Linked DNA regions of Homo sapiens: region 2 is linked to region 1. The links are chromatin contacts, found by Hi-C or POLR2A ChIA-PET in ENCODE. All regions are on one chromosome and are shown on one strand. Each heading gives the region's core, a stretch centred on a gene start or an enhancer-like site at or near the end of the contact. The rest is flanking DNA. Distances are from core to core; before and after follow the strand shown. Region 1 has its middle 44 kb from the start of CNKSR3. Region 2 has its middle 83 kb from the start of CNKSR3.

Evidence for each region. A loop is a pair of places that touch in the nucleus more often than their neighbours do. ChIA-PET counts read pairs that join two places held with the same protein, here RNA polymerase II (POLR2A).
Region 2: a loop to region 1 is called in a map of endothelial cell of hepatic sinusoid, with 6 times the contacts of the local background. The contact joins two enhancer-like sites. A Hi-C loop is called at or near these places in 2 of 168 maps with a recorded cell type or tissue (DLD1 and endothelial cell of hepatic sinusoid) and 1 of 37 single-sample maps with no recorded cell type. POLR2A ChIA-PET finds 5 or more read pairs at or near these places in 5 of 52 experiments (HEK293, K562, MCF 10A and 2 more).

Annotation. Positions count from the first base shown.
Region 1 is chr6:154,553,794-154,556,493 of GRCh38, forward strand. No RefSeq gene overlaps it. Among named protein-coding and RNA genes, the nearest start is that of CNKSR3, 44 kb to the left of the region's middle. Within about 2 kb of position 1,343, at least 2 of the 41 ENCODE cell types and tissues checked have a DNase peak (open chromatin) inside an H3K27ac peak, as active enhancers do.
Region 2 is chr6:154,592,097-154,594,796 of GRCh38, forward strand. No RefSeq gene overlaps it. Among named protein-coding and RNA genes, the nearest start is that of CNKSR3, 83 kb to the left of the region's middle. Within about 2 kb of position 1,300, at least 6 of the 41 ENCODE cell types and tissues checked have a DNase peak (open chromatin) inside an H3K27ac peak, as active enhancers do.

The sequences.
Region 1 (2,700 bases), core at 93-2,592:
GCTACTCTCAAGGCTGAGGCAGGAGAATCGCTTAAACCGGGGAGGTGGAGGCTGCAGTGAGCTGAGATGGCACCACTGCACTCCAGCCTGGGCAACAGAGCAAGACTCCATCTAAAAGAAAAAAACAGTGTATTGACACCCTTATCCCGAATGTGATAGTATTTGGAGGTGGGGCCTTTGGGAGGTAATTAAGTTTAGATTTCGTTATCAAAGTGGAGCTCCTTGATGGGATTAGTGCCCTTCTACAAAGAGGAAGACAGTGATCACCTTTCCATGAGCACACACAGAGAAGAGTCCGTGTAAGGACACCGCAAGGAGGGTGGCTGTCTACCGGCCAGGAAGCCGGCCCTCACTAGAAACCGAATTTGCTAGCAGCTTGATCTTAGACTTATGAGCCTCTAGAATTGTGAGAAATAAGTATCTGTTGTTCAAGCCGCCCAGTCTATGATATTTTGTTATAGCAGCACAAGTGGACTAAAACGTTAGGCAATGATCCAGTTGCACTACGAATATCATCTCATTAATTCAGAACTAAATCTATGAGGTCGCTGGCATTATTTAAGAGTGAAGAAATGGAAGCCCTAAGAGGTAAGTAACTTGCCTGGGCAATTCAGAAATTCCATCACAGAGCCAAGATTCAGATCCTCATCTCTCCATTCCCAGGAGCAGTTGTTTTCCCATTATCTTAACGTCTCTGGAAAGAGAGTACTGTGCAATTTATTTTTTAAAGGTGCAAATCCGTATGTTTTGAAACTTCCCAAATGGTTCCATTTCATGCCCAATGCCATAGAGCCAGTTAACAGTGAGTCAGGATTAGCTCTGGGGTTCTGCCTCCCCTTCGAGTTTCTTCCCTGCGCCCTGACCTTACTTTACTGAGCAAAGTGCACATGGGAAACAGCAGTACTGCATTTTTTGTGATCCACGGAGGGTCAATGTTTTAACTTCACAGCCACAGGTCCACCTGCAGAGCCCTCCTCCTCACTCCCATGCTATCTCTGCAGAGGCTTTGGGGAGCTACGCTTCAGCCCCACCCTTTGTCCCACAAGCACCACATTCAGTGGTCTCTACAGTGTCATCCGGAGCTAAAGGATGGGGGAAATGTGGACAATCACAGATCTTCTCTGCACTGGTTCAGATAAAGGCTATTTTTAGTCCAATTCTGTGAGGCACAGTTTTCAGATTTTGAAGATGATTTGTATTTAATTCAATTTAAGCCTGACTTCTTGTCTTTCTCATGGTGAAAGACACAGGATGACTTTTCCCATTATTAAAGATGCAGCGTACAGGATATACACGGCCAAATGCCCAGGCAAAGTCAAGATGATGTCATTCCTGTGTTCAACTTAACCATGCCCTAGCCTAAGGGGAGTGACTCCTTTTACTCATAAAACATCACAGCTTGGTGCCCGGGTTAAGCTACGCTACGTGATATGATTTCATATTTGAGCCATGGCATCTCTAATGCATTAGGCTTTTGCTAGCTTAAGCTTCTTAATGGTGTGTGTTGTTGGTATAAACAAATGCCAACCTCACCACGGCAATGTCAAATTCCTCAGATGCCTCAGCACAATTAAGAGAACAAAGTTGCTGTAAAGTAATTACACAGTATGGATTAATGTGTAATCCTGAAGAGCAATAACACCCATAGCAAGCATGAGCTCTGTTTTATTACTGAGCGAGAGAGAAGGCTGGTGGGTGGGGTGGGGGTGGGGGGGAATTCCAAAGCACAAGCATTCATTCACCTTTCTGCACAGGCCTAGCTGACACAGGACTGTTTTGGTAACTGAGTGTAATCTAACATTCCTGAATTCTTCAGGCATAGCTGGGGCACCCTGGGAAACCCATCCCACCCCTAGGCCTGGCACTACCCAAAAAGTGTTCTCCTGGAACCTGAGAGGGGAGGTGCATGTCCTTATAAAATTTCTTCTAGGGTTTAAACTGGCAGTTCCTATAATTATCATTATTTTCTGGGAAAGAGACAAGATTTTGTTACTTGTCTTTCTTTCATACGAGCAGAAACTGCTCTATAAGTAGTTTGTTTTGTTTTGTTTTGTTTTTATTGAGAGAGGGGTTTCACCATATTGCCCAGGCTGGCCTCAAACTCCTGAGCTCAAGCAATCCACCCAATACCCACCTTGGTATTCCAAACGTGCTGGGATTACAGGCGTGCACAACTGTGCCCAGCCTATATAAATATTCTGACCACGTATATAGTCAGCAAAACAGAGTTTTAAAATTTATAATTAATCTTCAGATTTAAATGTTTTCTACTTTTTACTGCTATGTAAGGATTCTATGAAGGACATCAAATAAAAAACATTCTCCACGTTTAAAAGTGGGTTTACAAAGGCATGTAAATCATTCTATTATAAAGATACTTGCACATGTATGTTTATTGCACCACTATTCACAATAGCAAAGACATGGAATCAACCTAAATGACCATCAATCATAGACTGGAAAAGAAAATGTGGTCCATATACACCATGGAATACTATGCAGACATAAGAAGGAATGAGATCCTGTACTTTGCAGGGATATGGATGAAGCTGGAAGCCATCATCCTCAGCAAACTAACACAGGAACAGAAAACCAAACACCGCGCGTTCTCTCTCATAAGTGGGAGCTGAGCAATGAGAACACGTGGACACAGGGAGGGGAACAACACACACCCAGATCTGTGGGAGAGTGGGGGGAGGG
Region 2 (2,700 bases), core at 50-2,549, 38 kb after region 1:
TACTTGGGAGGCTGAGGTGGGAGGATGGCTTGAGACTGGGAGGTGGAGCTTGCAGTGAGCTGAGATCACACCACTGCACTCCACCCAGGGTGATAGAGCCAGACCCTGTCTCAAAAAAAAAATTAATTTGCTTTTAGTCCAATGGTGACAAACATTGATTCATCCACTCATGAATGTATATGGTAGTTATAAAATAATATAGCGCAAAGTTCTAGCTACATAGATATTAAGGAGGCAAAGAGAAGGAATCCTAACTCAGCCTGGGGAGGAGTAAGAGAGGGAGTTTGGGAGGGCTTCCTGGAAGCAGTGACCACTGAGAGTTAAAACCAGAGAAGGAGTGAGGTCAAAGGAAGAACATTCTCTACAGAGAAGATAGCAATTAAAAGGAACTGGAGATCTAAAATAACTCTTCTTAATGTCTTTACTGACTTCTATGTGGGGCGTTGGGGGAAGAGCACTAGAAGAGGTTGAATATATCTAGAACATACACTATGACTGAAGCGAGTTTGAGAGACAGGGCTAGAGAGATAAGCAGGAATAAAATCAGGGAGAGCCTTGAGCACCACCGCATTAGGAAAAGGCTGCCGTATTAGGAAAGGCTGTTCAATATGACGTAATAAAACCTAATTATCGTAGGTTCATGAGAGCTTATCCAAGAAAGGTCCTGTCACTGTCGTAGCCAGGCAGGATATTAAAGATATTTCCGTATTGAAGACCTTTCCCTAATTCGCATCTCTGTGACACTGTCACCTACTCTTTCTTTTCCCATTCTAGCTCTTAGGCCTGGTGGCAATTCTGTAAGAGTGCCAAAAAGGAAGTACAAGCTTTAAAAAATAATTATACCATTTTTAAAACAACAAAACAAAACAAGTCACCAAAAGAAGTCTGCTTAAATTTTGCTTTCTGGGCTGCAAAGATCATGACCACTAGGAAGCTGAATTGAAGAAAAGCCCTACTTGTTTTGGCCAATGTTTTCCTCAAATAGAAGAGTCTGAATGTGTTGCCGTGTCCAGAGATTTGCTGGTATGTGGTTCAGATGCTTCTCCAGTCGAAGCTTTATGTGAAATTTTAAAAGGTGTAGGGCTCACCAAAGCCCCATAGGGAGCTATCAATCTATGTCATGGGGCGGACTCTGAATCCTTGTGAGTAATCCCCGCCTGCCTTCCCTCCCCCAGCTCTCTCCCCAGCACCATGTAAGGTAAGTTCAGCCAGCAAACTCAGATCTGGCTCTCTTTACCCTTGAGAACCTTGCTTATGCCTCTAACACACACGCAGACGGTGAACTGGGCACATTGCTTTCTACTTTTATGAAGGTCACAGACTCTTACTGCTAGAGTAACCAGATCTCCTGCCTCACCAGGCGCAGTCCCAGGCGGTGTCTGTGCTGTCAATATAAATCCCAATTTCTAACCACCTTCAGCAGGAGTTCTACCTCTGCTTGCAAGCCTTTCTCCCATTTATTCCACAGAGAAGCTTATACGATGGAACTCCCGTGAATTCCAGTAAAACCTAAGAATTTGAGAAACACCCTAGAGATTATGGTTGAGAGTTTAGCCTACAATTTATGTGTTCGAGGAACCTTCAGATAAATTATATAATTACATTTAATAAATCCTTGTTGCACTCGTCTGAAAAATAAATAGGTAATTTTTTAAAGCATAAGGAAGGCCCATCTCCCACCCCAAGCAAAGGTAATCAAGGAACTCGGAAAACCTAGGGCAAAGAGTTGAGTGAAAGCAGATCTGGGAAGAAGCCATGTGAAGCACCACTCATGAGAAAATGGTGTTTGGGGCCTGGCGCGGGGACTCACGCCTATAATCCCAACACTTTGGGAGGCTGAGGCAGGGGTAGGGGATCACCTGAGGTCAGGAGTTCGAGACCAGCCTCGACAACATGGTGAAACCCTGTCTGCACTAAAAATACAAAAATTAGCCGGGTGTGATGGCATGTTCCTGTAATCCCAGCTACTCAGGAGGCTGAGGCAAGAGAATCGCTGGAACCTGGGAGGCAGAGGCTGAGTGATAGATCAGATTTGCATTTGAAACCAGTTCCGGCCGTTTGCAGTGGCTCCTGTAATCCCAGCACTTTGGGAGGCTGAGGTAGGTGGATGGATCACCTGATGTCAGGAGTTCAAGAGCAGCCAGGCCAACAGGGTGAAACCAGCTCAATAAATGAGCTGGGCGTGGTGGCATGCACCTGTAGTCCCAGCTACTCGGGAGGCTGAGGCAGGAGAATCGCTTGAACCTGGGAGGTGGAGGTTGAAGTGAGTCCAGATAGAGCCACTGAAATCCAGCTTGGCAACAGAGCAAGACTCTGTCTCAAAAAAAAAAAAAAAAAATTAGCTGGGCATGATACTGCACATCTGTAGTCCCAGCTACTTGGGAAGTTGAGGCAGGAGAATTGCTTGAACCCAGGAGGCGGAGGTTGCGGTGAGCAGAGATCATGCCACTGCACTCCAGCCTGAATGACAGAGCGAGACTTCATCAAAAAAGATTTAAAAAAATGGCGTTTGGCCATGGTGTCAGTCATCAGATCTGGCTCCTACCCATAAGCTGAGTGGACAGCATGTTACTAATAGTGATTTCCCCATCCTCTCTGGCCATTCGGAAAAGCATGTTCAGCAGTTTCTGGTCCTTTGGCCCTTTCTCCTTCCCTGAGTCTTTTACAGAAGACTCTGAACTGATGTTTCACTGGTTTTAT